Linked DNA regions of Homo sapiens: regions 2, 3 and 4 are each linked to region 1. A link is a loop called in an ENCODE intact Hi-C map of the cell type or tissue named here. Cell type or tissue: PC-9. All regions are shown on one strand. Each heading gives the region's core, and the rest is flanking DNA. Links, peaks and the distances in the headings are about the cores only. Region 1 has its middle 130 kb from the start of HUWE1. Region 2 overlaps HUWE1 (HECT, UBA and WWE domain containing E3 ubiquitin protein ligase 1). Region 3 has its middle 40 kb from the start of HUWE1. Region 4 has its middle 26 kb from the start of HUWE1.

The links. A loop is a pair of places that touch in the nucleus more often than their neighbours do. Peaks named below come from ENCODE experiments on the same cell type or tissue, not always from the same donor. Only the 100,000 strongest peaks of a DNase experiment are listed, where the experiment ranks them.
Region 2: a loop joins it to region 1, with 4 times the contacts of the local background. A loop is called at or near these places in 2 of 110 quality-filtered maps.
Region 3: it touches region 1 in a loop (4-fold over the local background); 1 of 110 quality-filtered maps calls a loop at or near these places.
Region 4: a loop joins it to region 1, with 14 times the contacts of the local background. A loop is called at or near these places in 1 of 110 quality-filtered maps.

The regions. Positions count from the first base shown.
Region 1 is chrX:53,809,687-53,817,665 of GRCh38, reverse strand. No RefSeq gene overlaps it. Among named protein-coding and RNA genes, the nearest start is that of HUWE1, 130 kb to the right of the region's middle. In PC-9, for the core only: no CTCF peak of the experiment used is centred there; DNase peaks (open chromatin) are centred at 3,395 and 3,775.
Region 2 is chrX:53,674,618-53,682,596 of GRCh38, reverse strand. HUWE1 (HECT, UBA and WWE domain containing E3 ubiquitin protein ligase 1) reads left to right here. Exons shown (of 84, transcript NM_031407.7): 3 at 2,411-2,548. Among named protein-coding and RNA genes, the nearest start is that of HUWE1, 8.1 kb to the left of the region's middle. In PC-9, for the core only: CTCF peaks have their summits at 3,457 and 3,686; no DNase peak of the experiment used is centred there.
Region 3 is chrX:53,722,428-53,730,406 of GRCh38, reverse strand. No RefSeq gene overlaps it. Among named protein-coding and RNA genes, the nearest start is that of HUWE1, 40 kb to the right of the region's middle. In PC-9, for the core only: no CTCF peak of the experiment used is centred there; a DNase peak (open chromatin) is centred at 3,306; H3K27ac peaks cover 1,545 bases.
Region 4 is chrX:53,708,571-53,716,549 of GRCh38, reverse strand. No RefSeq gene overlaps it. Among named protein-coding and RNA genes, the nearest start is that of HUWE1, 26 kb to the right of the region's middle. RefSeq lists enhancers at 1-744, 1,522-1,751, 1,792-1,841, 3,767-4,266. In PC-9, for the core only: no CTCF peak of the experiment used is centred there; a DNase peak (open chromatin) is centred at 4,909; H3K27ac peaks cover 1,622 bases.

The sequences.
Region 1 (7,979 bases), core at 1,039-6,038:
CCAGCAACACAAATAAGCCAGAAATATTACAAAACTAACACAAGGATGATAGATTAGGAGAATATGTTTGTGATAGGCAAACCTGACAAAAGAACAATAAATAGAAAAAGAAGATAGTAAATGCAATAGGAAAATGGGCATAGGATATGAAGAATAAGTTACAGAAGGGGAAACTTGAGTTTACACAAGGGGAAATTTGAATATATTAAGAGATTTTTATCCCTACTAATGATTTGAGAAATGAAAATTAAAATAACGGTGAGAAGTCACTATAGCAATGGTAACAGATAGAAAGTCAGATATTATCAAGGGCTGATGAGGATGTGAGGAAAAGGACAAACATGATTTGGGATGTAAACTGGTACGGGTATTCCAGAGAGAGTTTGGCCGTACCAAACCATGAAATTAAGTATGTGTATACCCTATAACCCAGCAATCCTGCTTCTGGGCATATATTCCACAGAAATTCTCACACAAGTCCTAAGGAAATGTAGTTGAGGTTGTTCATTGCAGCACTGTTTGTGGTAGTGAGGAATTGGAAGCAATCCAGGTGTTCATCACCATGGGATGGGGTAAGCAAACTGTTGTATATTCATAGAATAGAAAATTACAAAACAATTAAAAGTAATAAGCTAGATTTACATAGAGCCACATGGATAGGTCTCCAAAACCCAGTACTGAGTGAAAAAAGTAAGAAACAGAGACTTATAGCATAATTCTCTTTATGAAAATGTAAAACAACACTGTGTATTTTCATGGATATACACACAAATAAACATATGAAAGGTGGGTTGAAAGCATACATATATGAATTACACTAAGAGGCTAAGTGTAATTAAGTCGGGCAGGAGAATGAGAGTGAGGATACGGACTGATGGGGAAGAAGAATAATAAAACAAATAAGGTAAAAGAGCAGCCTTCAGTGAACTGGTGATAATGTGCCGCGAATTGTAGATTATGATTTTTTTTTTTTTTGAGACGGAGTCTTGCTCTGTCGCCCAGGCTGGAGTGCAGTGGCACGATCTCGGCTCACTGCAACCTTCGCCTCCCGGGTTCATGCCATTCTCCTGCCTCAGCCTCCCGAGCAGCTGGGACTACAGGCGCCCGCCACCACTCCCAGCTAATTTTTTGTATTTTTAGTAGAGACGGGGTTTCACTGTGTTAGCCAGGATGGTCTCGATCTCCTGACCTCGTGATCCACCCACCTTGGCCTCCCAAAGTCCTGGGATTACAGGCTTGAGCCACCGCACCCGGCCTGCAGATTATGATTAACTCAACTCTGAAGTCCACAACAAATAAACCAAAACACCAGATGTCAGGACAATTAGCGCTCCTTTGCAGTGCCATGTGCTGGTAGGCTAAGGTTCACTGGTAGGAGCAGTAGGGGTACTAGTACCAGCAGTAGCCTTCTAAACCAGGCTGTTTCCATGGTAGGCCCTTAGCTGTGGTTCCTCCTGCCTACCTTCCTGGCTCCCACTCTGTGTTTTCAGCCTGATTCTCCAGACTTCTGTGAGCTAACTGATAACTTCATAAAAAATCCCTTTTCCGCGTAAGTTAACTAGAGTCTGCTTCGGTTACTTGAATCCAAGAACCATGACTGATACATCATGCACTTTGTTGGAGAACATCCTTAAGTAACTTCTCTTCTTTTTCCTGTACATACATACCTGTGATAAAGTAACTTCTTAGCCCATTTATGTCTGAGGTTGCATTTTTTTGAATTTTTGCCATCAGACCTTGGCAATGAGCTTGAGCAGTACGATATAAATAATTCTTACATGCTTAGTGTTCCAAAAATGGAACACTAAGCTTACAGAAAGGTAAATTTGGGGTTCTTTGCATGTCTGAAAATGTAGTTATTTTACCTTCATAAGGACAGTTTAGCTTTAGAATTCTATGTTTAAAATATTCTTTCATCTGAATTTTGAAGATAATGCTTTCAGTGTGCATTGTCATCATTGTTGATTAGAACTCAGATGTTAATATTATTGTTATTGTCATTCCTTTCTTGGCAACTTGTTTTCCCCACTTCTGAAAGCTTAAAATTTTTCTTGATACCTAATGTTTTGAAATGTCACAGTGACCTACCCAGAACTTGGATGTTTTTTCCATTATCTGTTTTGCTGAGCACTTGTGAGTGGACTTTTTTTATCTGAAATTCATGTCTCTACTCTGAAATCATTGTTTTATTTGTTTGATAATTTCCTTCCTTTTATTTACCCTGTTCTCTTTTCTAGAACTCCATTAATGTATAATTATATACATTTAGTGTATATAATTAGTTTAATTATATACATTTATGTATAATTAAACTGTATAATTGTGTTTTTCCTCTCTTTTTTTCTCATATTTTCCATGTCTTTGTGGAGGTTTTTAAAAAATTTATTGAGATAATTGTAGATTCACATTCATAGCCAGTTGTAAGAAATAATATACTGTACCCAGTTTTCTCAATAACATTTTGCAAAACCTTAAATGATATCACTACTAGAATAGTTTTTAAATTAATAGGCTTTACTTTTTGAACAGTTTTATGTTTACAGAAAAATTAAGTGGGAGGAACAAAAGGGGCGAGTGAATACAGCACCTTCAACTGAAATACCCAGGTTCTCCCATTGAGACTGATTAGGGAAATAACTGGACCCACGGAGAACGAAGAAAAGCAGGGTGGGGCGACAGCCCACCCGGGAGCAACACCCCCACACCAGGCCAAGGAAAGCGGTGAGTGATTGTGTGACCCTGGAAACCGTGCTTCTTCCATGGATCTTTGCAACTTGTGGATCAGAAGATCCCCTTGTGAGCCCACGCTTCCAGGGCCTTGGGTCTGACACACACAGCTGTGCCGAGTCTGGGCCGAGCAGCTGCTCAGGCACGCACAGACCCAGGAGCTTTACATACTCCGGCCCAGAATCCCCAACAAATATGTCTGCAACTCAGACAGGAGGCAGGAGACAAGGCAGGAGGTCCCCCACATACCCCTAGGAAGGGGGCGGAATCCCGGGAGCTGAGTGGCGTCTCTCTCTCTTTTTTTTATTTTTTATTTTTGAGACAGTCTCACTCTGTTGTCCAGGCTGGAGTACAGTGGCGGCATCTCCGCTCACTGCAACCTCTGCCTCCCGGGTTCGAGCGATTCTCCGGCCTCAGCCTTCCGAGCAGCTGGGATTACAGGTTCCCGCCACCACGCCGGGCTCATTTTTGTATTTTTAGTAGGGACAGGGTTTCGCCATGTTGGCCAGGATGGTCTCGAATTCCTGACCTCAAGTGATCCACCCGCCTCCGCCTCCCAAAGTGCTAGGATTATAGGGGTGAGCCACCGCACCCAGCCTGAGTGGCGTCTTTCTGGAGGCCCCATTTCCACTGCACCTCACAAGATAAGACTCACTGGCTTGGAATTCCAGCCAGCTACTGGCAACAGGGTGAAGCCTACCTGAGACCAGACTGAGCCACCTTGAGGATGGGCAGGCGTCATCTCTGTTGTTTGGTCGACTCAGCTGTTCCAGCCTGTGGGCTTTGGAAAGTCCAAACGGCCCAGACAAGGAAGAGTCCCCAAAACAGAGCACCACAGCAGCTTTGCCAGATCGTGGCCAGACTGCTTCTTAATGTGGCACAGGATCCATTCTTCTTCACTGGGTGGGACCTCCCAGCCAGGCCCTCCAGCCACATCCCCCGCACATATTAGGGACAGAACTCTGATCTCTCCCTGGGACAGAGTGCCTGAGGGAGGGGAAGGCCGCCACCTGTGTTGGTTGAATGACTCAGCCATTCCAGCCTGCAGGCTTTGGAGAGTCCAAATGGTCCAGAGGAGGAAGGGTACCCCCAGCAGCGCGGCACAGCAGCCTTGCCAGATTGTGGCCAGGCTTCCTCTTTAAGCAGGGCCCCATCCATTCCTCCTTACTGAGTGGGACCTCCCAGCCAGGCACTCCAGCCACACCCGTCCTCAGGTATTAGGCACAGAGCTCTGATTTCTCCCTGGGACGGAGTGCCTGGGGGAGGGGAGGGCTGCCACCTGGGTTGGTTGGACCAGGACTTAGCTGTCCAGCCTGCGCGCTTTGGAGAGTCTAAGGCGACAGGGGCAGAGGCAGTTCCCCACCACAACACAGCTGTTTTGTCAAGGCGTGGCCAGGCTGCTTCTTTAAGTGGGACCCTGATCCACTCCTCCTCGCAGGGCAGGTCCTCCCAGCCGGGTCCTCCCAGCTGGGGCCTCTGGCCACCCCCACTCACGTTCTACAGGGCCGACAGAGCTCTAATTTCTCCCTGGGATGGAGTGCCTGAGGGGCAGGGCAGGCCACCACCTTGGCCGTCTGGGCTTCTCAGCCGGTCCAGTTTGTGGGCCTTCGAGAGCCCAAACCATCTGGGGACTGAAGGGATCCCCAACACAACACAGGTGCCTTACCAAAAAGCAGCCAGACTGCTTCTTTTTTTTTTTTTTTTTTTTTGAGACGGAGTCTCGCTCTGTCACCCATGCTGGAATGCAGTGGCGTGATCTCGGCTCACTGCAAGCTCCACCTCCCGGGTTCACGCCATTCTCCTGCCTCAGCCTCCCGAGTAGCTGGGACTACAGGCGCCCGCCACCACGCCCGGCTAATTTCTTTTTTGTATTTTTGGTAGAGACGGGGTTTCACCGTGTTAGCCAGGATGGTCTCGATCTCCTGACCTCATGATCCGCCCGCCTCGGCCTCCCGAAGTGCTAGGATTACAGGCGTGAGCCACCGCGCCTGGCCAGCCAGACTGCTTCTTCAAGCAAGCCCCTGATCCTGTTCCTCCTGACTGGATGAGACCTCCCAACTGGGGTCTCCTGCCATCTCCTACAGGTGTGTTCGGGCTGGCAATAGGCCAGTACACTCCTGGGACAGAGCTTTCAGAGGAAGGGGCAGGGTGCCATCTTTGCTGTTTCACCAGTGATACCTCCAGGTACAGGAAAAACCAAGGCAACTAGGGTCTGGAGTGGAGCCCCAGCAAACCACAGCAGCCCTGTGGAAGAGTGGGAAGACTCTAAAAAGAAAAACAAACAGAAAACAACAACAACAAACACAAAAACCCCATCAAAAGGTCAGCAACCTCAAAGACTGAAGGTAGATAAGCCCACAAAGATGAGAAAGAATCAATGCAAAAACGCTGAAAACTCAAAAGGCCAGAGTGCCCTTTTTCCTCCAAATGACTGAAACACCTCTCCAGCAAGGGCTCAGAACTGGGCTCCTATTCAAAACAGTATTGGAAGTTCTGGCCAGGGCAATGAGGCAAGAGAAAGAAATAAAGGTATTCAAATAGGAAGAGAGGAAGTCAAACTATCTGTGTTTGCAAGTAACATGATCCCATATCTAGAAAACCCCATTGTCTCAGCCCCAAAGTTTCTTAAGTTGATAAGCAACTTTGGCAAAGTCTCAGGATACAAAAATCAATGTGCAAAAATTGCTAGCATTTCTATACACCAACAGGCAAGCAGAGAGCCAAATCATGAATGAACTCCCATTCACAATTGTTACAAAAAGAATAAAATACCTAGGAATACAGCTAACAAGGGAAATGAAGGACCTCTATAAGGAGAACTACATACCACTGCTTAAGGAAATCAGAAAGGACACAAACAAGTGGGAGCTGAATGATGAAATCACATGGATACATGGTGGGAAGCAAAACACACTGGGGGCTGTCAGAGGGTGGGAAGTGAGAGGAAGGAGAGCATAAGGAAGAATAGCTAATGGATGCTGGGCTTAATACTTAGGTGATGGGATGATCTGTGCAGCAAACCACCATGACACACGTTTACCTATGTAACAAACCTGCACATCCTGCACATGTACACATGTACCCCTGAACTTAAAATAAAAGTTGGAAATAAAAACAAAAGAAAAATTGAGTGGAAAGTATAGAGAGTTCCCATATACCACCTCACTCTGCTTATTTTTTGTATTATTAACATCTTGAATTAGTGTGGTATATTTGTTAGAATTGATGAATCAATATGGATATATTATTATTAATTAAAATACATAATTTACATTAGGGTTGATTCTGTGTTGTACCTTCTATGGGTTATGACAAATGTAATGTGTAATGAATGTGTCCACCATTACAGTATCAAACCCTAAAAATCACCTGTGTTTCACCTACTCTCTCCCTACTACCACTTCTGAATCTCTCTGAACCTCTAACCTTGTTACTGTCTTCATAGTTTTGCCCTTTCTAGAATGTCATATAGTTGGAATCCCAGTATGTGGCCTTCTCAGATTGGCTTCCTTCATTTAGCAATCTGAACTTAAGATTCATCCTACTTTTTTATGACTTGATAGCTCATTTCTTTTTAGTATTGAATAGTATTCCATTGTATGGATGTACCAACAGCTTGTTTATCACTATTGAAGGACATCTTGCTTGCATCCAAGTTTTGGCAATTATGAATAAAGCTGCTATAAAAAATCTCATGTGAGGGTTTTTGTATGGATGGAAGTTTAGAACTCATTAGGGTAAATACCAAAGGGTGTGATTATAGCATCATATGATAAGACTATGTTTAGTTTCATAAGAAACTGCCAAAGTGTATTTCAAAGTGGTTGTAACATTTTGCATTACCACCAGCAATGAATGAGAGTTCCTGTTGCTTCACATCCCCAGCAGCAATTGGTGTTGTCAGTGTTTTGGATTTTAGCCCTTATAATAGGTATGTAGTGGTAATTGCAAATTAAAATAACAATCAGAAACCACTACACATGTATTAGCATTGGTCTATATGTCTGTCTTTATGTCAGTACCACACTGTTTTCATTACTGTAGCTATGTAATTTTTTTTTTTTTTATTTTGAGATGGAGTCTGGCTCTGTCACCCAGGCTGGAGTGCAGTGGCATGATCTCGGCTCACTGCAAGCTCTGCCTCCCGGGTTCATGCCATTCTCCTGCCTCAGCCTCCTGAGTAGCTGGGACTACAGGTGCCCGCCACCAAGCCCAGCTAATTTTTTTGTATTTTTAGTAGAGACGGGGTTTCACCGTGTTAGCCAGGATGGTCTCAATCTCCTGACCTGGTGATCCGCCCGCCTCAGCCTCCCAAAGTGCTGGGATTACAGGCATGAGCCACCACGCCCGGCCGCTATGTAATATGCTTTGCTTTGAAATCAGGAAGTGGGAAAAATACAACTTTGTTCTTTTTTAAAAGATTGTTTTGGGTATTTGGGGCCCCTTGAAATATTAATTTCAGGATACATTTTTCTATTTCTGCAAAAAATACTATTGTGACTTTGATACTAATTGCAATAAATCTGTAGATCACTTTGTGTACTACTGACATTTTAACAATATTATTTTCCAATCCATGAACACAGTTCAGTTCAGTTTTCTTCAGCAACACTTTGTAGTTTTTGTTTTGTTTTGTTTTGTTTTTGAGACAGAGTCTCATTCTGTTGCCCAGGCTGTAGTGCAGTGGCACAATCTTGGCTCACTGCAACCTCTGCCTCCCGGGTTCCTGCCTCGGACTCCCGAGTAGCTGGGATAACAGGTATGCCCCTCCACGCCTGGCTAATCTTTGTATTTTTAGGACAGACAGGGTTTCGCCATGTTGGCCAGGCTAGTCTCAAACTCCTGACCTCAAGTGATCTGCCTGCCTCAGCCTTCCAAAGTGCTGGGATTACAGGTGTGAGCCACTGCACCCGGCCTTTTAATGCTATTCTAAATAGAATTTTAAAATTAATTTCCTTTTCAAATTGTTCATTTGTAGAGATGTTCATAGTGTAGAGAAATGAAACTGATTTTTGTGTGTTGATTTTGTATTCTGCAACTTCACTAAATTTATTTTTTAGTTCTAACAGGTGTGTGTGTGTCTATCTGTGTGTGTCTGTGTGTGTAATCTTTATGGTTGTCCACATATAAGATATATCATTTGTGAACAGACATAACTATTTCTTCCTTTCTAATTTAGATGCCTCTTATTTCTTTTTCTTTTCTAATTACTCTGGCTAGAACTTCCAATACAATGTTGAATAGAAGTGATG
Region 2 (7,979 bases), core at 1,506-6,505, 140 kb after region 1:
CACTACATTTTACCCCTTCCATTTACTAGAAAACAGCATTGATTGTCCTGCCCCCCAGTCTGCCCTGTTCTTTATTTCCTCTTCCCCCCATGCCACCGTTACTATAGGCAGTTAATTCCCTATCATTTGTTTCTCCTTTGTAGATTACATGTTCAGCATTGTTTTCTTTTAGCCCCAGTGTTGCATAGATTGAGGAGATACCAACATTCCCCAGTCATAGGCGGCGGTCTGGTATGGTGAAATTAATAGTGTGTGTTTTGGGTGTGTTTTGGGTTCACATTGAACCTTGTGACCTTGGGCAAATTTTCAGATTCTCAGTTCATCTATATAATGGGAATAGTTGTGCTTACATTAGAGGATTGTTGCTAGAATTAGTTAAAATAAAATAAAATAAAATGTTTAGCTCATGGTAGGCACATAATAAATTAGGATTACTTTTTGGTGTAAGAATGCATTGGTAGATGTACCTGTGTCATATGCTAATTTTATGACCTGGGAAAGAGTAAGAGATTTTTGTTTCTTTAACTGTACATTCTTGGTGTATTTCTAGGCCAGATCTATAACGTTTATATTTTTTTTCCTCATAGGCCAAACTTTTTATCTCCAGTGGTTCATGATGTTTGAACGTGATTCCCACTCTTTGTTTCCTTCTAATGGTCTAGGAATTTCAGTGCGTAATCACTATCCTGGAATGACCACCAGCCATAATGTTCCTGTCAAGAACCACACCCAAGTGTTCTACCTTTTGGAAGGGGTGCCTCATGCCCTGCCTACTCATTTCTTCCACTCCTTCAAAGGCAGTCTGTCCTGTCATTCACTCTACAAAAGTAATTTGGTGTCATGCATTTCACAGTGGTAAAAGGAACTTCTGTTAGCTAGTTTTGAAGTATTCATGCTACTTTTCACCTCCCTCATTTGTTTGGTTCCTCAGATCAGTGTGGGGATCTGCTATTTGGCATCTTCTTACCTGAGCAAGATAATTCCTGTCCGAGAGAGAAAGATCATTTGGAATACCCAGCTTCTTTTCCATAGCAAATTACTGCTGGCTCTTTAATACACTACTTCCTGTTGTGTTATTGCCATTTTATATTTTCTAACGTACTTATTAAACAGATGTGACTATTTGACTTGGAGAAAGTTTTCCTTACTTTTTTTTTTTTTTTTTTAAGATGGAGTCTTGCTCTCGCCAGGCTGGAGTGCAGTGGCGCGATCTCGGCTCACTGCAACCTCCGCCTCCTGGGTTCAAGCGATTTACCTGCCTCAGCCTCCCGAGTAGCTGGGACTACAGGCGCGCGCCACCATGCCCAGCTAATTTTTGTATTTTTAGTAAAGACGGAGTTTCACCACGTTGGCCAGGATGGTCTCGATCTCCTGACCTCGTGATCCGCCCGCCTCGGCCTCCCAAAGTGCTGAGATTACAGGCTTCCTTACTGTTAATATATTGATTAGACCAATATTAAAGTGTAGCATTTTACAATTTTTTTTTTAACTAATTCTAGCAACAACCCTTTAATACAAGCACAACTATCCCCATTATTTTACTTCGGCTGGGTGATGGGAATTGAAGTAGAAACGTGGTGAAAAGTTTACTAGGATTTAAAATTTACAGGAGGTAACCATCCCACAATTAGCTGTATGTGGACTCTAGTTTCGAACTTCAGTTCGAAATAAACTGCTTTATTTAATTTGAAGTGCTTTGTAGGTAATAAAATTTTCTTCCATTTTCATTGGAGGGCAGGAAATCACTTTCTGTTTTGAGATTTTGCATTGGTGCATTTTACCGTGGGTTAAGCAGTGATCACAAATTTATTAAACCTCAATTTCAATTTGACCCTTATTGAGCAATAGAATAAATCTGGGAATGATAATCTAGGTGTGACCTAAAAGTTTAACTTATTCTAGGTAGATCTCTGAGAAGAGAGGAAGGAGTGACAATACCAAATAAAAACTTTGTCTAAGGTTCAATGGCAAAGTTCAACCTGAGTTGCCAGGATGTTTATCGTTTGTCTCCCAATATGGCCAAAAAGCATGTATGAAGGTGAAGAATAATTTTTATATGTACAGTTGTTGTTTTTTTTCACAGAAACAATGAAACAAATACGTCCTTAGTGTTTATATTGAGGGTATAAACTTGTCTAAAAAATAAACTGTCTTCTATAATTTCATTTGGGTTGAGAACTCAGTTTTCAGGAATGTTGTCTAAGCGTTAGAAGTATTAGAGTTGTTGGTTCTGAATTCCTCAGTTACTTCTCAAAGCAGGTCCTAAAAAATGCAAATAGATATGTAAGGACTATTGCTTTAGAAATAATAACTAGTTATGTTTGAACATAATAGAATGGTTAACCCTCCTCACACACCCTAATAAATGTGTTGTGTATCTCACTCCTCTCCCCCAACTTTTTTTTTGTAGGTCCTCCAGCAGCCTGACCTGAGTGGGTTAGTGATCCAGAGAAACCAGCAGGCCAACTTGGTCAGGAAGGTTCGGGAAGCTGTTGGAGCAGTGTGGGGAATTTCCCACCAGGATGAGTATGATTGGCTGTGATTTTAGGTTAGTTTTTGTAAATCTTGTGGGAAGTATTTGTATTTTACTTCCTGGAATGGAGATAGTAGGGGTGGATGTATTCCCATTCTGTAATGGAGCTACTTTGGTTTCTTCCATTCTCTGGATCTGATGTGGTACTGGTTGCTTCTTTTTTTAAAGTGGAGCTCATTACTGAATTAAAGGGAATTGTTTAAATGAATGATGTCTGTACATGATTTTTTAAATCACCCTAGGCATCGTTCAAAAAATAAAATTGCAAGTCATTATGTCTAACCAGTTCTTATTAAAGTTACGAAAAATTTCAAACATGCAAACATTGAATAGTATAATAATCCCCCCACTTACCCATCACCAGCTTTAATAGTATCAACTTGCACATTCTATTTCATCTATACTTCTGTTTGTTTGGTTTTTTTTAATTTTTTTAAATTGAGATGGGGTTTCATCGTGTTGCCTAGACTGGTCACAAACTCCTGGGCTCAAGCCATCCTCCCTTCTTGGCCTCCCAAAGTGTTGGGATTACAGGCGTGAGCCACCAGGCCCAGCCTGTTTCATCTATACTTCTAACCACTGCCCCCCTCAATGGATTATATTGGAATAAATCCCTGTCATATTTATTTGTAAAATACTTGTTTGTATTTCTAAAAGGCAAGGGCTCTTTAAATATAAGATCAAAACTATTATCACAACTGAAAAAATTAACAGATATTTAAAAATATCAAATATAAAATGTTCAGATTTCTGATTTTTTTTTAAGCTTTGTTTTTTTTCTTTTACAGTTTGTTTGAATCAGGATCCTGAGAAAGCACATTTATTGCAAAGCATTGATACAGCTGTTAAATCTATTTTAATCTGCAGGTTCTGTCTTTTGTTTTTTTTTTCTTCCAATTTATTTGTTGAAGAAATTGTCCTATATATAGTTTCCCGCCCCCCATATTTGGGGATTACAGCCCAGTAGTGGTGTCTAACCCATTCTTGCTCAATTAAAGACCCTGGAGGACCCATTATAATGGAACAATGGCTATAATCTCCTGTATCCTAGTTGGAGTTGATAGTGCTGTCATAGGCACTATCCTAAAATAACTAGTCATGGATTCCTTTTTCTGTGGCAAAGTCTGATTTGATACCTGACTTCAGTTCCATGTCTTGGCCTTGCTCATTGCTCCACATGAAAAGTAGGCCTCCTGGTGGAAGAAGCTAGTGTTTCCTAATGACCTGATTGTGCCTTTGGGGTTTTTCATGCATGGTTTCAATTTCCTTAGGTGATTTAGTTATTTTTATACTACTTTATAATGTTGCTTTTTATTCTTTTGATGTTAGTGTCTCAGCTGTTCTGACCCATAACTTCTAAGCTATTAAGACCTAATAATGAGTTCCTGGCTGTCATACAGTTCTTGAAATGGCAATACTAAAACAGTTTTTGAGAGCTTCTACTTACATGTTGATTTTCAGCTATTATACACAACCTTAGTTTTCCTACTGTGATTTTTCATTTCATTTCATCTGAAATTTATGTTTCCTTAGCATAAAGTCCTTTAAGGACTTTTAGGCTGCTTTATGATGATCTCACTATCTATAAGGTTGATATTCATAAGTACTTGGGCTTTTGGTGTTTTGCTGTATTATTCGTTGTTTCCTCAACGACTGGTTACTAGATGTTTATATATGTTAATGTCAGGAATAACTCAACTTTTAAGTCGTTTGATGTTTCATAGGTGGTGTTGTTAAAACTTGATGTACTTGTTGACCAGCTTGGTCTTCTGGATATAGAAATCCTTTCAGGTAGTGAAGAAGTGGCTCTATGAGTAAAACAACTGTAGGTTTTGTTTGGGCTGTTAACCTGAGCATTTTCAACTTTTAAGTTCTCTTTAAAAGTTTTTAGTCATTTGGCTTTAAAAATTACAGTTGGTGGCATAGAATGATCCCATAATGTGATTTTACAGAAAGTTGGAATGTTTTAATTTATTATGAATGTACCATTACGTGGAGATTGGGATTGTAGATCTGATTCAGTCTGGATTGCTGATTGAACTAGATGAATGTTAAAATTCTTCAACTCTGAGATTCTGATGGTATAATCTTAGGTATTGAAAGACAGCAGTTTTTCCTTTCAGTAGTCATTAAGTAAATGGTGACTAAAAGTAGGGAGATGAATTATTCTGGAATGACCTTTCACTATAACCATTTAGATTTAAAAGATTGATGAGTCTGAGGATACTGTCATGAATTTATGTACCACCTTTAGCACAATCCAGGTTTTAGGTCCTTGTGATTAGATATCAGAGATAATTGCCCCAGAAGTGCGTGGGTATATTACATTTGGTGGCTGTTAATGTTTTGGAATGATTTTGGAAGATTACTTTGGGTACATTATTTGCTATGATTATTTTCTTATATTCCTGTCTATTTTATAGTGAGGCATGTTTCTCCTGGTCTTTGCTTTTTTTTTTTTTTTTTTTAAACTTCCAATATTCTTTATTACGGCATTCTGACAATTGAGTTCTTACAGGTGGAAAGACCTTTCAGCACAGCGATTAAGAACATGGACTCTGGAGCTAGATTCACAGAGTTCAAGTTCTGACTCCCATTTCTTACCAGGTGTGTCATGTTGTGCAAATTACTTAACTGCTTTGTGCCACACGGTCCTTCATCTGTAAAATGATGATAATACTGCCTGCCTTATAGAGTTCTGAAGAAATTTAGCTGAGTTAATGCATATAAAGTGCTTAGAACAATGGTTCTGAAACTTTAGGGAACATCAGAATCACCTAGAGGACTTCCTAAAAGATTGGCTGGTCCCCACTCCCAGAGTTTCTGATTCTGTAGATCTAGGAGGGGCCCCAGATTTTGCATTTCTGATAAGTTCCCAGGTGATACTTCTCTATTTCCTGCAAATTGGCAGCTGGATCCAGAGACTTGATAAATTTCAGGTTCGTTCCCTTTGGCAAATATATTGCGGGGGGGTGGGGTGGGGGGGTGTTCATTCACAACATTGATTATGTTACGATGACTTGAATTTTTTGGATCCATTAATTTGTTGGGGGGCTACAAAATGGTGACGTTCTGATGCTATCATTTTGTTTTCATCTGTTAGCTGGAATAATTTTGTTTCCCCTCATCTTTTATTTGGTTACTCAGCAATATAGTTTATATAGGAAGAGCAGGATAAATACTCAATTTTTTAAAACATTGCTTTCAAGATGATGAATTGGTCCCCTGTCATCTTCAAAAGGTTACACATATAAGTGTATATATAACTATGCATCCATAGATGTAAACATTTGATGGGTTTCAATACATTGCAGTTCTGATCCTTAGCGAAGTTCAAATTGCCCTTCTTGTGGCTAGTGGAACTCTCTTAAAGTTGGCTCCTGATTCTTACTGACATGCTCTCTAGTAGTCTTTGATAGCTTCCTTGCTATCTGGTATGTCAAGATGTTTCCAGGCGCATTCTTGTGCATTTCTGCCCCAGACCTGGAATTAGCTAATGGGATTAAGATAAAAGGTGAAGTCAAAAGAAATTCTGTTTTTGCCAAGGGTAGCTTGGAACTTTCTATCAAGTTCCACTTTTCTCTTTCCACTTAACCTCCCTAGCCTGCCTCTTCATTCTTCTCTACCTTTTTATTAGAGTTAAGGTGGAAAGGTTTGAGAAGCCTTGATAATCATAGGAAGATCATGGAGCCCAGGCAGTTCCGGATTTGGGGCCTGGCCACTTACTAGGTCTGTCAGTTTGGGCAAGTTAACCTATATCAGTTATGATGTGGGGGGAAATACCTTATTCATATGGTTATTGGAATTAAAGAGAAAATGTAAGGTGTTAGTACATGGTAGGTGATCAGTAGATGGTAATTTATTTAATGTACTATTTTACTTAACTCCTTCAACAGCTCAGAGGTGGGCAGTCAGGGTGGTGAAAATAATGGCCATTTAACAAAATGTGTCTGGACCCTTTAGGTCTGTGTGGGATCATCAGTGGTGAGGCAGGATAGGGTTTGTTCTTGAGTTATTTTGGGTCTGAGACTTTGGCCAGTGATAACTGAATGTTCCATAGAGTAGTTTTTCACTTTGGAACTCCTTAGGAGTCACATTTATACCCTCTGAAGGGTCTTAGCTAGTTCTGTAATGTGTATTACATTGGTTACCTTGATCTCTCTCCGTCTATACTGGCCCCTCCTATTCAAGGTGTTCAAGGTTCTGTTGTAACCTTAGTAACCTATAATAAGTATTCCTAATAGTCATCAGTATCACCACTGTTAACACATTTGGGCAGCACCATGCATGGCAGGTCAGCAAACAGGTAAATCTTATTTTTTTAAACATTACACATAATATCTAAAGTATAGTTTGTGGCATGTAATAAGTGCTGCTGAATAAATGGAAGTCATTGTTCAGTTTTTAGCTTAATATATCTTTTTTTTTCTTTTAACATAACATTTACTGAATGTTGCTAAGTATAAGGAGTAAGGGACATAAAATGAATGAGACTTGGTCTCTGCCCTTGAGAAACTCACAGTCGAGTTAAGGACTGTGAAATCATGTTTAAAGTTCCTTAGCCTTTTCCTTTGTGTCATCATTTCTTCCCCTGCACTGTCTATGCATGATATAGCCTGTCCATTGTTTCTCACAGCTTTCCTAATTCTGTGTGCCTCCCCAGCCTTTGAGACTGCTGATATGTGAGAAAGCCAACAATTGTCTTCTATTAATACAGGGTAATATCAAGAAAAACCTTTGGGCCAATATTGGATTTCAGAGTGGCATGTGCAGTTGACATTACAATACCAGTTTATGGTCTTTAGATGGGCCTGTACACCTGGGCTCCAGCCTCTTTCCTGTGCCTTTAAACTGCCTTACTTCCATCTTTCCTCCCCTATACCCTACCCTTAATGTACTTGGTACATAAAAATAGAGGCTCCCATACCCAGGTAGTGATCAAGTACAATGTAAAGAAACAGCTGTACTTCATATAAACTAGGATTCGAGTGGGCCTAGGGTATATCACTAAATTTCCATTCTTATCTATAAAACAGTAATCGGAAAGCCTATTTCATAGGTTGCTGTGAGCATTAAAGCGAGATGATGTATTTTTAAATGCTTGTAAAGTACGAAGATAAGGTCATTATAATTTATATAAAATACTTAGTAGCTATGTTACTTGGGGCAAATTACCTCATCACTGAGCCAGTTTCCTCATCCTTTAAATGAAGATGGTGATATTCATTTAACAAATATTTATTGAGGACGTAGTCATTGCAGCTACATCCTGGGAATACAAAGATAAGTGACTGGAGAATGTAGGACAGTGTGGTCTAGGGGAAGGAGACTTGCAAATCACACAAAAGGGTCAGTATGGTAATATGAGGAATGAACAAAATGTGCTATAGCAGTTTACAAGAAGGCATCAGAGAATGTCACAGAGTTTTGTTAGGGTTAAGCAAGA
Region 3 (7,979 bases), core at 983-5,982, 87 kb after region 1:
GCAGGAGAATGGTGTGAACCCGGGAGGCGGAGCTTGCAGTGAGCCGAGATGGCGCCACTGCACTCTAGCCTGGGCGACAAAGTGAGAGTCCATCTCAAAAAAAAAAAAAAAAGCTGCATTTTCAATAGAAGATAAAAGGGTATTTCACAGAAGGTACAAGGTTTTCACAGCTGTTGGTTTTTACTTTTCTCTCTCTCTCTTTTTTTACAATTATCCTTACACTGGATTTATTTGAAATGACAGGCAATAGCAGCTGAAGTCCTCAATCTACAGAACACATCAAGCAGTTCAACTTCTTCTTGTAATGTCATGACTTTTCTCTGCTTCCTGGGGACAGTTCCAGCATCATTAGTGGCACCCCATATGGGTTCCATACTGTTACTCAAGGTTTACAGTATTGCAGTAAATATTACGAAAAATATGCAAGAACTATGAGGGATCACTTTTTACTGGAGATATGAATTACTCACATGGAGATGATTAGTGTCACATGGCATTTTAAGCAGATACTTGCAATACTTGAGCTCACCTCAATAGTGGTGATTACAAAATTATTACAGCATACACAAATACATTGTATAGCTATACAAAAATATTTTCTCTATATTCTTATTCTATAAGTTTTTTTATATTTTTAATTTTTTTACTTTCTAAACTGTTTTGTTAAAAACAAAGACACAAACACACACATTAGCCTAGACCAACACAGGGTCAGGATCATCAAGACGTCACTAGGTGATAGGAATTTTTTAGCTCCATTATAATTTTAGGGGACCACCATAGTATATGTGGCCTATTCTTCACCAAAACAACATTACGCTGGCACATGACTGTCTGATTTTCTGTCTTTGGCTGTCTACAGAAGTTGCCTCCGCCTCCCAGGTTAAAGAGATTCTGCTGCCTCAGTCTCCTGAGTAGCTGGGATTACAGGCCCAAGCCACAAGGCCCAGCTAATTTTCGTATTTTTAGTAGAGACAGGGTTTCACCATGTTGGTCAGGCTGGTATCAAACTCCTGACCTCAGGTGAGCCACCTGCCTCGGCCTCCCAAAACGCTGGGATTACAGGCGTGGGCCACTGCGTCTGGTCTATGATCCCCATTGTTGAAGGTGGGACCTGGTATGAGTTGTTTAGATCCTCGGGGTGGACCCTTCATGAATGGCTTGGTGCCATTCTTGCAGGAGTGACGGAGTTGTCACTCTTAGTTTCCATAAGAACTGCTTGTTGAAAAGAGCCTGACACTGGCTGGGCACAGTGACTCATGCCTGTAATCCCAGCACTTTGGGAGGTGAGGTTGGGGGGCTCACCCTGAGGTCAAGACCAGCCTGGCCAACATGGAGAAACCCCATCTCTACTAAAAGTTACAAAAATTAGCCAGGCATGGTGGTGCACGCCTGTAATCCTAGCTCCTCGGGAGGCTGAGGCAGGAGAATTGCTTGAATCTAGGAGGCAGAGGTTGCAGTGAGCTGAGATCATGCCACTGCACTCCAGCTTGGGCAATTGAGCAAGACTCCATCTGAAAAGAAAGAAAGAAAGAAAGAAAGAGAGAGAGAGAGAGAGAAAGAAAGGAAGGAAGGAAAGGAAGGAAGGAAGGAAGGAAGGAAGGAAGGAAGGAAGGAAGGAAGGAAGGAAGGGAGGGAAAGAAAGACAAAGAAAGAAAAAGAAAGAAAGAAAGAGAAAAGCCTGACGCCTACTCCTGTCTTTCTTTCTTTCTTTATTTCTATCTTGCCATGTGATCTGCACATGCAGGTTCCCCTTCCTTTCTCTGGACACTGAAACTTGAGTTTCACATAATTTTCACACGTCACAAAATATTATCCTTCATTTAATTCTTTTAACCACCTAAAAATATAAAAACCACTGTTATACCATAGGCTGTACAAAAACAGGCAGCAGGCTGGATTTGGCCCACTAGCAGTAGTTTGGCAACCCCTGATATAAGGGGTTTATGCTAGTCTAGTTTGTAGATGGTTATGTGACCCAGTGCTGGTCAATGAGATGTGAGTAAAGGTCTTCTGGGCTTCCTCTAAGAAAGGTTTCCTCACTCTTAATGAAAGACAGATAGAAAAGATGGTCTAGATTCTTCCTTTCTCTACTGCATGTCTGGATGTGATGCAAGGAACTTCAGCAGCCACCTTGCAACTATGAGGTGACTAGCCTGAAGAGTACCAGGAGCCTGAGGATGGCAGAGCAGAAAGATTGAAAAAAAGAATCTGGGTCCTTGATAATATTGCTGAGAAGCTAAATTAACCAACAGTGGAGTCATCCTACTTCAGAATTTATTACAGGTAGAGTATTCCTAATCCAAAAATTCAAAACCTGAAATGCTCCAAAATCTGAAACTTTTTGAGCACTGATTTGGCACTCAAAGGAAATGCTCACTGGAGCATTTCAAATTTTTGGATGTTTAAATTAGGGATGCTCAGCTGGAAAGTATAATGCAAATATTATAAAATCTGAAATCCAAAACACTTCTGGCCCCAAGGACTTCAGATAAAGGATACTCAACCTGTATTATAATAAGTTGGAGATAATAAAATTTTCTTTTTCTTTCCTTTTTTTTTTTTTTTTGAGGCAGAGTTTCACTCTTGTTGCCCAGGCTGGAGTATAATGGCACAATCCCGCCTCACTGCAACCTCTGCCTCCCAGGCTCAAGCAATTCTCCTGTCTCAGCCCCTTGAGTAGCTGGGATTACAGGCATGTGCCACCACCATGCCTAGCTAATTTTGTATTTTTAGTAGAGACAGGGTTTCTCCATGTTGGTCAGGCTGGTCTCGAACTCCCACTCAGGTGATCCACCCACCTCAGCCTCCCAAAGTGTTGGGATTATAGGCGTGAGCCACCGCGCCTGGCTAATAAAATTTTCTTATAGTTAATTATTGTTTTCTTATTGAGTTATGTTTTCTGTTAGGCATTCTAACTAAAACAATGAGTCAAAAATTCTCACTTCATCAAATAAAGAATTCTACTGTTTGAAAGACACTGTTAAAAGAATGAAAGGACATACAGAGTGGGAATGAATATTTGCAAATTATATATTTGATAAAGAACTTGAATCCGGAATACAGTAGTCCCACCTTATTCACAGGTAATATGTTCTAAGACCCCCAGTGGACACCTTAAACTAGGAATAGTACTGAACCATATGTATACTATGTTTTTTCCATCTGATAACCAAGCTAGCTACTAAATGACTAATGGGGTGGGGAGGTAGCATAGACAGCATGGATATGCTGGACAAGGGGATGATTCACAGCCAAAGGCAGGACAAAACAGAACAGCGTAAGATTTCATCATGCTACTCAGAATGGCACAAAATTTAAAACATATGAGTTGTTTATTTCTGGAATTTTCCATTTAATATTTTTGGACTTCAGTTGATCTCAGATAACTGAAACTGCAGAAAGTGAAACTGCAGATAAGTGGGATGTTCTAGTCTGTGTTGCTATAAAGGAATGCCTGAGGCTGGGTAATTTATAAAGAAAAGAGGATTATTTGACTCATGGTTCTACAGGCTGTACAACAAGCATGGCGCACTCAGCTGGGCGTGGTGGCTCATGCCTGTAATCCCAGCACTTTGGGAGGCAGGAGGATTGCTTGAGCCCAGGAGTTCAAGACCAGCCCTGGCAACATAGCAAAAGGCTGTCACTACAAACAAACAAACAAAAAATTTAACCAGGTGTGGTGGCACGTGCCTTGTAGTCCTAACTACTTGGGAGGCTGAGGTAGGAAGATCCTTTGAGCCCAAGGGTTTGAGGCTGTTGTGATCTATGACCATGCCACTGCACTCCAGCATGGGTGACAGAGCGAGACCCTGTCAAACAAAAAAACAAAAAAACAAAACAAAACAAAAACTATGGCGCCAGCACCTGCTTCCAGTGAGGGCTTCAGGAAGCTTCCAGGAAGCTCCCAATCATGGAGGAAGGCAAAGAGGGGGCAGCATCACATGATAAGAGAGGAGGGAAGAGAGAAAGAAGGAAGTGCCAGGCTCTTTGTTAACAATCAGTACTCATAGGAACTAATACAGCGAGAACTGACTCCTGACCATGAGGATGGCTCATAAAGAGCCATCCCAGGATCCAAACACCTCCCACCAGGCCTCAACCTCAATATTAGGTATCAAATTTTAACATATCCGAATATATCATTCCGCCCCTGGCTACCCAAATCTCATGTCGTTCTCACATTGCAAAATACAATAATTCCTTCCTAATAGTCACCAAAGGTTGTTTTTTGTTGTTGTTGTTTTTTGACACAGGGTCTCACTCTGGTTGCCCAAGCTGGAGTGCAGGGGTGTAATCTTGGCTCACTGCAGCCTCAATCTCCCGGGCCCAGGTGATTCTCTCACCTCAGCCCAAGTAGCTGGGACTACAGGTGTGCACCACCACACCCAGCTAAATGTTTTTTGTATTTTTAGTAGAGATGGGGTTTCTCCATGTTGCCCAGGCTGGTTTTGAACTCCTGGACTTGAGCAATCCATTTTCCTCGGCCTCCCAAACTGCTGGGATTACAGGCCTGAGCACCAACCCAAAAGTCCAAAGTGCAAAGTCTCACCTGAGACTCAAGGCAAGTTCCTACCAGGTAAGATCAAAAACAAGTTATTTACTCCTAAAATACAATGGTGGTACAGGCATTGGGTAAATATTCCCATTCCAAAAGGGAGAAATCAGCCACAGGAAAGGAGCAACAGGCCCCACACAAGTCTGAGACCCAGCAGAACAGACATTACATCTTAAAGCTCCAAAATAATCCTTGATTCCATGTCCCACATTCAGGGCACACAGATGCAAAGGGTGGGCCCTCAAAGCCTTGGGCAGTGCGACCTCTATGGCTTTGCTGAGCACAGCCCATGTGACTGCTCTCAGGGGTTGAAGTTGAATGGCTGTGAGTTTTCCAGGCTGAGATTGCACGCTGCCAGTGGCTCTGCTATTCTGGGGTCTGGAGGGCAGCAGCCCCATTCCCACAGCCCTACTAGGCAGTGCCCTGGTGGGGACACTTTGTGGTGGCTCCAACCCCACATTTCCCCTCAGCACTGGCTTAGTAGAGTCTCTCTGTGGGGGCTCTGCCCCTGTGGCAGGCTTCTGCCTGGACACCCAGGCTTTTCCATACAACCTCTGAAATCCAGGGGGAAGCTGCCAAGCCTCCGTGGCTCTTGCATTCTGCGCACCTGTGGACTTAACGCCACATAGAAGCCACCAAGGTTCATGGCTTGCATTCTCTGGAGTGGTGGGAGTCGCTCCTGGGGCTGTTTGAGCTGCAGCTGGAGTCTCAGCAGCACAGATGCAGGGAGCAACGTTTGAAAGTGGCACAGGGCAGTGGTGCCCCAGCTTAGCCTCCAAAACCATTCTGTCTCCCTAGCCCTCTGGGCCTGTGATGGGAGGGGTGGACTGGAAGTCTTCTGAAATGGCTTGGAGACCTTTATCCCATTGTCTTGACTATTAGCACCTGGCTCCCTTTTATCCTCTATCTAGCAAGTGGTTGTTCTCCAGCACCCTTGGATTTCCCTTATGAAGATGCTTTTTCCTTCTCTACCACATGGCCAGGCTGCAATTTTCCAAACTTTTATGCTCTGTTTCCCTTTTAATTATAAGTTCCAACTTTAGGTCATTCTTTCTTTTTTTTTTTGAGATGGAGTTTAGCTCTTGTCACCCAACCTGGAGTGCAATGGTGCTGTCTCAGCTCACTGCAACCTCTGCCTCCTGGGTTCAAGTGATTCTTCTGCCTGAGCTTCCCAAGTAGCTGAGATTACAGGTGCCCACCACCATGCCCAGCTAATTTTTGTATTTTTAGTAGAGACAAGGTTTCACCATGTTAGCAGGCTGGTCTCAAACTCCTGACCTCAGGTGATCCACCTGCCTCAGCTTCCCAAAGTGCTGGGATTACAAGCACGAGCCAAGGAGCCCGGCCAGTCATTCTTTTACTTCCATATATGATCATCTGCTTTTAGAAACAGCTGCATTGCTTTTTGAATGCTTTGCTGCTTAGAAATTTCTTCTGCCATAAGCCCAAGGTCATTGCTCTTTTTTTTTTTCCAAGACGGAGTCTCACTCTGTCGCCCAGGCTGGAGTGCAGTGGCATGATCTCGGCTCGCTGCAACCTCTGCCTCCCAGGATCTAGTGATTCTCCTGCCTCAGCCTCCCGAGTAGCTGGGACTACAGGCGCATGCCACCACGCCCGGCTAACTTTTTGTATTTTTAGTAGAGACGGGGTTTCACCGTGTTAGCCAGGATGGTCTTGATCTCCTGACCTTGTGATCCGCCCGCCTTGGCCTCCCAAAGTGCTGGGATTACAGGTGCGAGCCACCGTGCCCGGCTGGTCATTGCTCTTAAGTTTGGTCTTCCACAAAGCCCCTGGGCATGGACATAATGCACTCAAGTTCTTTGCTCAGGCATAACAAGTGTGACCTTTGCTCCAGTTCCCAATAACTTCCTCATTTCCATCTGAGACTTCGTCAGCTTGACCTCTCCTGTCCATATTTCTACTAGTATTTTGGTTACAACCACTTGACCAGTCCCTAATAATTCCAAACATTCCGTGGACTTCCTGTCTTCTGAAGCCTTCAAATTTTTCCAACTTCTGCTTATTTCCTGACTCCAAAGCTGCTTCTACATCTTCAGGTATCTTTACAGCAACATTCCACTCTTGGTACCAGTTTTCTGTCTTAGTCCATTTGTGTTGCTATAAAGTAATACCTGAAGTTGGGTAATTTATTTTTAAAAAGGTTTACCTGGTTCATGGTTCTGCTGGCTACACAAGAAGCACGGTATCAGCATCTGCTTCTGGTGAAGGCCTTGGGAAGCTTCCACTTATGGCAGATGGCAAAGAGGAGCAGGCATCACATAGTGAAAGATGAGGGAAGAGAGAGAAGAAGACGTGCCAAGTTCTTTCTAACAATCCGTTTTTGCCAGGCACAGTGGCTCACTCCTGTCATCCCAGCACTTTAGGAGGCCTAGGTGGGAGGATAGCTTAAGCCTGGGAGTACAAGACCAGCCTGGGTAACAGAGCGAGACCCCATCTCTACAGAAAACAAAAAAATCAATAAATAATAAAAAAAAATCAGTTCGCATAGGAACTAATACAGTGAGAACTCGCTCATTACTGCAAGGATAGTTTATAAGGGATCTGCCCGCATGATCCAACCACTTCCCACCAGGACCCACTGCTAACATTTGGGATCAAATTTCTTTCTTTCTTTTTTTTTTTTTTTTTTTTTGAGACAGAGTCTCACTCTGTCTCCCAGGCTGGAGTGCAATGGCTTGATCTTGGCTCACTGCAAGCTCCGGCTCCTGGGTTCACGCCATTCTCCTGCCTCAGCCTCCCGAGTAGCTGGGGCTACAGGCGCCTGCCACTACACCTGGCTAATTTTTTGTATTTTTTAGTAGAGACAGGGTTTCACCATGTTAGCCAGGATGGTCTCGATCACCTGACCTCGTGATCCTCCCGCCTCGGCCTCCCAAAGTGCTGGGATTACAGGCGTGAGCCACCGCGCCCGGCCGGGATCAAATTTCAACATGAAATTTGGAGGGGACAAACATCCAAGCAACATCAGGTATCTACGGTATGTAAAGAACTTGCAAAACTCAGTAATAGAAAGCAAACAACCCAATTACAGTTTTAAAAAACAGGCAAAAGATTTGACCAGACACTTCACCAAGGAAGATATATAGATGGAACTTAAGCACATGAAAAGATACTTCACATCGTTAGAATTAGGGAAATGAAAATTAAAACCACAACGAAATACCAATACCCTCTTATTAGAATGACTAAAATTAAAAAGGCTAACCAAATCAGTGGAACTGGAACTCTCACACACTGCTAATGGAGTATAAAATAATACAGGAACTTTGGAAAACAGTTTGTTTTTTAAAAACTTACATATATACCTGCCACATGGTTTGACCATTCTATTTTTTTTTATTTTTATTTTTTTAGTATTTATTGATCATTCTTGGGTGCTTCTCGGAGAGGGGGATTTGGC
Region 4 (7,979 bases), core at 2,014-7,013, 100 kb after region 1:
CCATCAATTACTGGCATTGACCATTCAAGATTCCACCATCACCGCAACACAAGGCAAGGGTAGAGTCCTTTCCCTAAGCACATGACCACAACAGGACCAAGCCAACAAGGAAGAAGGGGGAGAAATGGATTTGGGCAGCCAGACAGCACTGTCTGCTTTACCCGCCTACCTCCATGTATGAATTGTTTGGTTCAAAGGGTGCTGCACAGGATTCCTCAGGGCTACACGTGAGTAGGCAGCTTGATAGGTGGCTGTCGCCCTCTTCTTACTTGAATTCACTACCCAACTCCCTCACTTTCTCATGGTTTAGATGAAGTTTTCCTCAATTTCATACAAAGCTGTATCCCTCAAGGGATTTGTTCTTGCCTTCTGTTCTGAGTGGGTAGAGGTGGGGAGGGGTTGTTCTCTGTCTACCCTGGAGTATGTGGGGATAATTTTTCTAACCAATTATTTTATAAGCAAGAAGTTATTTTGGTAGATCACTTTATCTGGATTAGCCCCACTTTGTGTCTACACCTTGTACACAGCAGAAAGGCCCAAGTTTCCTTACCACATGCTAGGAAATAGGTAGCTAGTGATGGCTCTCCAGGCAGCCCCAAGTTTTACGGCAGCACTCAGTCTCCTTAGCCTGCTGTTACCCTTGCTTTTGTTTTTTCTTATTCATAGTGAGCAGCAGTAATGGCTAAGTGGTAGGACCAAGGGTGGCTGAACACTGAGTGAAGTTTCCTGTAGTCTTGCCACCCTCACCCATTTCAAATCAGAGATCAGTGGGCAGCCAAGTGTAATATCCAAACACCTAGATGCAGCAGCAAAACCTATGGCACTAATTCATCCTTGTGGCATTTCAGGTATGTACCAAGAATGCCTCATATTTGTTCCACTGCTGTTTCTGACCAGATCTGAGCATCCCAAATATGTTTAATAAAAGTCAGTTAAATCCCTCTGGTTGTGGGTCTCTTCAGGGATGGTGAGACTCAATTTTGTGCTTCTGTACTCTCGCTGATCCAAGTACTGTTGTCAGCAAATGTGAATCTAGGTAAGAGTTGATAGACTAAGAATGTTAGAGCAGAAGTTCCCTAGAATTGTTATATCTACACTTCTTATCTTTGGAACTAAATGACTGCAACTAGAAACGATATTGTGGTGCCTGACTTTGTCCCCAGTTATGTTTAGGTGCAGCCCATCGAGTGATCAAAGGCAATGGCTTGCTGAGAAAAGTACAAGTCACTCTAAAAATCTCTCTCCCCACCCACCACTACCACCCACTCACCCCCAGACCACCCAAGTCAGGATGCCAGGCTCTCTAGACAAGGAAGTTGTATTCTCAGGACAACACCGATTGCTTTCTCTGAGTTGTACCAGGCACTGAAGCTCCTGGTACAGCTCCCCTCTCCTTTAGTCAGTTCTAATTTCCTCCAATCTTGCAGCAAAATATTAAGGCTCTGGAGGGAAACAGAGCTCTTGTTTCTTTCTTTGATCAGTTTCCTCAGCTCAGGGTCAGCCTACTCTGCCCCCAAATGAGGTAGCAATGACTAACTTAGTGCCACGTGACACCAAGCAGCCTCCAACTGTCAGCCTGTGCTGGGTCATTTGCTATTCTTTTTGGGTGTACATTTGAACCCACTTCCTCTGGTTGGGGACTTCCCCATCTTATGATTCTTGGAAGGAGGCAGATCCTACCTCCCTCTACATTCACTCTCCCTCACAGCTAGGGGGCTGGCACATACCCCAGCCCAGTCACTCTCAACTTTGCCTTAGGAGTTAAAGACAAAGATTCAAGGACCCTGGAAGAGTCTCTCTGTCAAGGCAGTGCTGGCATCTGCAGCAAGATAGAGCTCCCTGCAGGGTGTCCCTGGTGAAAACTGCAGACAAGTGCTCTGAGGTGCTGCTGCAGTGGGCTCCTCACCAGACCAGTTCTGCAGCGTGGTTTGAGTGTTGTTCCTGGCTGCAAACCTGCTTCTCCAGCCCGCCTACTGATTCTGGAAGCTGCCCAAATATCCTTTTAATGAATTCCTTTTCTGCCTAAATCATCTAGAGTCCAATTCTGTTGCTTGCAATCAAGGTTCTAGACTGATACGCACCTGTAACTCCTTCAGGAATTTGTCCTACTTCTGAGAAGTCCCAAAGGGCTTTGTCCCCAAGGACAGTTTCTATGACAAATCTACAAAGGGGATTCTCTGTAAATGCCCATTCTGTTATGAATACTAAAATTAGAGACCGTAAGGCTAGCCACCATTGTTCCATAGTATCTAGTTTAGTACCAGCGAGCACATATGTTCTAAGCAATGCTGGAAAGCCCCTTTCAAATAACTTTTGCCTTGGCAAAAGACGTTGTAATGCTTCTTGAAATAGTTTCATGATGTCATTTACGTAGTAGACCTGATTTCTGCGAACACATTATTTTGAAATGAGGATTTAAATTGTGCTTTGGCAGGAACTGAATATTCAAATGTAATGAGTTTAATTGATTATGAGAATGTTTCTTTTAAGATGATGCAATAACTGCCTGGTATTGAGCCTGCTGCTCCAGTGTGCACTAGTAGAAAGGCTTTCAAAATTGATCTTGGTACATTTGAAATCTGGTAAGCAATTGATTCTCTCTCTAAGCCTCAGTATAGAATCTAGTTCTAAGTGATAAGGCACTAACAATGCCCTGAAACCAGACCAAAATGGGTCTGCCTCTTGCTAGAGCTTTGAATTCCAGCCATGGGAGTATGACTGGGGAGAGATTCAACCTGTGGGGCCATCTCCTCCTCTCATGACTGCGTGGACCCACTTTCCCCATTTGTCTCTACCTGCTGTGCCCACTTCGGGAGGGCCAAAAGTGTGCTGTATTCGAGGCTGTACCAAAGATGTTACCAGAGCTGCTGAGCATCTGAGACTTAGCGGGTATAGAGGGTGTCTGCAGGCCAAAAATATATGTGCTGGCAAAGGAATCTTGGAGGGGCAAGAAACTGATCTATATCTTGATTGTGGTGGTGGTTATGACTCTAGGCATCTGTTTAAACTCATAGACCTGTACACTAATATGAGCAAATTTTACTGTATGCAAATTAAATATAAACCAGGCATGTCGATTTGCACGTGTAATCTCAGGTACTCGGGAGGCTGAAGTGGAAGGATTGCTTGGGGCCAGGAGTGCAAGAGCAGCCTGGGCCGCATAGCAAGACTGCCTCTAAAAAAAATTAATTAGGCCGGGCGCGGTGGCTCAAGCCTGTAATCCCAGCACTTTGGGAGGTCGAGGCCGGTGGATCATGAGGTCAGGAGACGGAGACCATCCTAGTTAACACGGTGAAACCCCGTCTCTACTAAAAATACAAAAAATTAGCTGGGCATGGTGGCAGGCTCCTGTAATCCCAGCTACTCGGGAGGCTGAGGCAGGAGAATGGCGTGAACCCAGGAGGCGGACCATGCAGTGAGCCGAGATCGCGCCACTGCACCCCAGCCTGGGCGACAGAGCGAGACTCCGCCTCAAAAAAAAATTAATTAATTAAACATAAATTTTAAAACAAGAATATGTGTGCTGGAATATCCACTTTCCACATGTGAATTGCCGTACAGTGGCACAGTGTGCAGGCACATGACCACAGTGTCTCCAATCTAATCTGGAAGCATTATGTGGCTCAGTTCACACTTCAATACCCAGCTCAATTATATAATTCTTTTTTTTTTTTTTAAGACAGCGTCTCACTCTGTCACCCAGTCTGGAGTAGAGTGGTGCCATTAAAGCTCACTGCAGCCTCAAACTCCTGGGCTCAAATGATCCTCCTGACTCAATCTCCTGAGTAGTTGGGACTTTGGGTGCATGCCACTGAGCCCAGCTAATTTTTAAAACCTTTTGTAGAGACAAGGTCTCACTTTTTTGCCCAGGCTGGTCTCAAACTCTTGGGCTCAAGTGATCCTCCCGCCTCAACATCCTAAAGTGCTGGATTTGCAGGCATCAGCCACCATGCCCAGCCTCAATTATGTAATTTTTTTTTAATAGAGACAAGGTCTCCCTATGTTGCCTAGGCTGGTCTTGAACTTCTGGGCTTAAGGGATCCTCCCTCCTCAGCCTCCCAAAGTGTTGGGATTACAGTCATGAGCTACCGTGCCTGGCCCCAATTATGTAATTCAAAAATTTGTGAGTGACTGCCCACTTTAGGGCAGAGAATTAACATGTGTGAGGAAGGTACGGGGCTTGGTTTTCTTGTGGGCTCCTACTGAAGGCCAAGAGAATCTGCTCCTGGCTGGGCTCGGTGGCTCATGCTTGTAATCCCGGCACTTTGGGAGACCAAAGCAGGAAGATCACTTGAGCTCTGGAGTTCAAGACTAGCCTGGGGAACATGGTGAGACCCCCCCATCTCCACAAAAAGTAAAACAATTAGCCAGGTGTGGTGGCATGCACCTGTGGCCCCGGTGACTCGAGAGGCTAAGCTGGGAGGATCACTTGAGCCAGGGAGGTCAAGGCTGCAGTAAGCTGTGATTGTGCCACTGCACTCCAGCCTAGGCAACAGACTGAGACCCTGTCTCAAAAAAAAAAAAAAAAAAAAAAAAAAAAAAAGCATCTGTTCTATAGTACTATTCCTAGAACCTAAAAACTGACATCTTATGTGTATTGATGAAAAACTTGGTGGGATCACCAAATGCTAAGAAAATGTTGTTTGTAATCAACAGTCCACAAAGACCCAAATTCCCGGTCATAGAACCAACTTTCCCCAAAAGTTTTGTGGGGTGGCTGCATTCCTACCATTCTCCTGCTTTGTTGGCAAAGCCCTGGTCTCTGTTCATCTCCAGCTGCTGTGCCATGCAACTCTTGGTTGACCTCTGAGCCCAGTAGTTTTCAACCTTGGCTATAGTTTAGAATTGCCTGGGGAGCTTTTAAAAACCTCATAATCTGGCCACCACCCAGACCAATTAGATAAGAATCTCTGGAATGTGGGGCATAAGCATGAGTATTTTTTAAAACCCCTCAGGTGATTTCTATACTTTTGAAAGAGGGCAAGTTTCTATTTCGCGTGCCGGTAGGAACATAGGAAGAGGTATGTATTCGTCTGCTCAGGCTGCTGTATCAAAATACCACAGACTTGGTGGCTTAAACAGCAGAAACTGGGCTGGGCGCGGTGGCTCACACCTGTAATCCCAGCACTTTGGGAGGCCGAAGCGGGCAGATCACGAGGTCAAGAGATCGAGACCATCTTGGCCAACATGGTGAAACCTCGTCTCTACTAAAAATACAAAAAATTAGATGGGCGTGGTGGCGCCCTGTAGTCCCATCTACTCGGGAGGCTGAGGCAGGAGGATCGCTTGAACCTGGGAGGCAGAGGTTGCCGTGAGCCGAGATCATGCCACTGTACCCCAGCCTGACGACAGAGCGAGACTCCATCTCAAAAAAAAAAAAAAAAAAAAAACAAAACAGAAATTGATATTCTCACAGTTCTGGAGGCTGGATGTCCAAGATCAAGCTGCTGCCAGCCTGGTTGCTTTCCTCTGAAGCCTCTCTCTCTCCTTGGCTTACAGATGGCCTCTCTCTTGCTGCCTCTTCACATGGTTGTCTCTCTGTTGTCTCTCTTTGTAACCTCATCTCCTCTTCTTATAAGGACACCAGTCAGATTGGATGAGAGCCCACTTCAACAGCCTCGTTTTAACTTAATTCCCTCTTTAAAGGCCATGTGTTTCCAAATACAGTCACATTCTGAGGTACTAGGGGTTAAAGCTTCCACATATGAATTTTGAGGGGGCACCATTTAGCTCATAACAAGGGAGATCATGGTTCCTCTAATAATCTTCACACTTTTTTTTTTTTTTTGAGACGGAGTTTCGCTCTTGTTGCCCAGTCTGGAGTGCAGTGGCGCGATCTCAGCTCACTGCATCCTCTGCCTCCTGGATTCAAGCGATTCTCCTGCCTCAGTCTCCCGAGTAGCTGGGGCTACAGGCGCCCACCACCACACCTGGCTACTTTTTGTATTTTTAGTAGAGACGGGATTCTCCATGTTGGTCAGGCTGGTCTCGAACTCCTGACCTCAAGTGATCCACCTGCCTCGGCTTCCCAAAGTGTTGGGATTACAGGCATGAGCCACCACGCCCAGCCAATCTTCACACTTGTGTTATCTTAACCTGTTGTTTTTGATAGCCAAAGCCATGGGCCATTAGAAATGTGGCTGCCTGCATCAGGGATAGAAGACTAGAGTTCAGCAGGCCAGTCCAGGTTCTACTTTCGTGAAACCATTCTCCCAATATCAACTACTGCTTCTCTTAGCACTAACACTGGGACAGTTCTGCTTTGCCTCCAAAAAACTCTGAAGTGGATCAGAGTAGGACATTAATTAAATTAACTCCAAGTTCCCTGCTGCATCCCAGGCTGTAAAAGCTATCCCTGTTGTATTTCCCATCCTGAATTATGCCCAGCCACATTTTCCAATGGAGTTCACCAGAAGTTGCATGTTCAGCCCAAATGATAGCATTAAAATGTTCCAAATAATATATAAATGTCCAAATTTGAACAATACAAAGTCTCTCCACTTATGAAAATCTTGGGAGAAAGATTAATTCCAAAATGCCAGAGAAATTTAAATCCAAAACTATTTCCTCCCCGATTTCTGTTTCTGCTCAGTCTCAGCTAGAAGGATCTTGCTCTGAGGTGTGGAGAGATTGGAGGTTCCTTCGGCTACTGCAACCTGGGCTCTCATCCACTGAAATCGGTGAAGTTCCTGTAGGACCTTCAAGACAAAATTAATCCAGTGTCAAGATTCTCATATGTCCCACTTTCTAAGAGTTCAAAGAGTTAATTGGGCACATAAGATTTTCCCAGCATCAATGACACATGCACAAAATTTAGAAGAAAACAACGCAAAAAAGCAATCAGACAAATCTCGTAAGTGGAACAGTCTGCAGAACTATTGGCTTGGTATCTTCAGCAAAGTGGTATCATTAAAAACTGGTGTCTGTTCTAGATTAAAAGAGACTTAAGGGACATAAACCAGATGCAATGCATGGTCTGGATTGGGTACTGATTTGGATGAAACAACTGTATAGGACATTTTTAGGTCATTTGGGAAAATATGAATAGAAGCAGGGTGTTAGAAGGGTTGGAAATGTACTGAAATAGCAAAAGGGAGGTTAATGATTGAAAAAAACAGACTGAAGAACATTATGTGTAGTATGATCTCAGTTTGGTAATAAAATAAAAGCATGCATAGACACACATGAACAGATCCTGTAGGTTATACACTAAGGTCTTACAGTGGTGATCTCTGGGAGGTGGAAATTTTACTTATTTATTTATTATATTTCTGCTTCTCTATATTTTCTAATTTTCTACAATGCATATATACTGCTTCTGTATTAATAAAAGGTTAATCAAAGAAAAAAATTCTTGGAGGCCGGACATGGCGGCTGACACCTGTAATCCCAGCACTTTGGAAGTCCAAGGCAAGAGGATCCCTTGAGGCCAGGACTAGGCAACATAATGAGACCCCATCTCTACAAAAAATTGAAAAAATTAGCCAGACATGGTGGCTTGCACCTGTAGTCCCAGCTACTCAGGAGGCTGAGGCAAGAGGATCGCTTTAACCCAGGAGTTTGAGGCTGCAGTATGATCGTGCCACTGCATTCCAGCCTGGGTGACAGAGTGAGACTCCACTTCAAAAAAGAAATTTTTAAATTCTTAGAAGTCACAAGCAGGGCCAGGCGCACTGGATCACACCTGTAATCCCAGCACTTTGGGAGGCCGAGGCAGGGGGATCACTTGAACTCTGGAGTTTGAGACCAGCCTGGGCAACATGGCAAAACCCTGTCTCTACAAAAAAATACAAAATTAGTCCGGCGTGGTGGCACACGTCTGTAGTCCCAGCTACTCAGGAGAGGCTGAGGTGGGAGGATTGCTTGAACCCAGGAGGTACAGGCTGCAGTGAGTTGTGATCGCCACTGCACTCCAGCCTGGGCAACAGAGGGAGACCCTGTCTCAAAAAAAAAAAAAAAGTAACAAGCAAACCTCAACC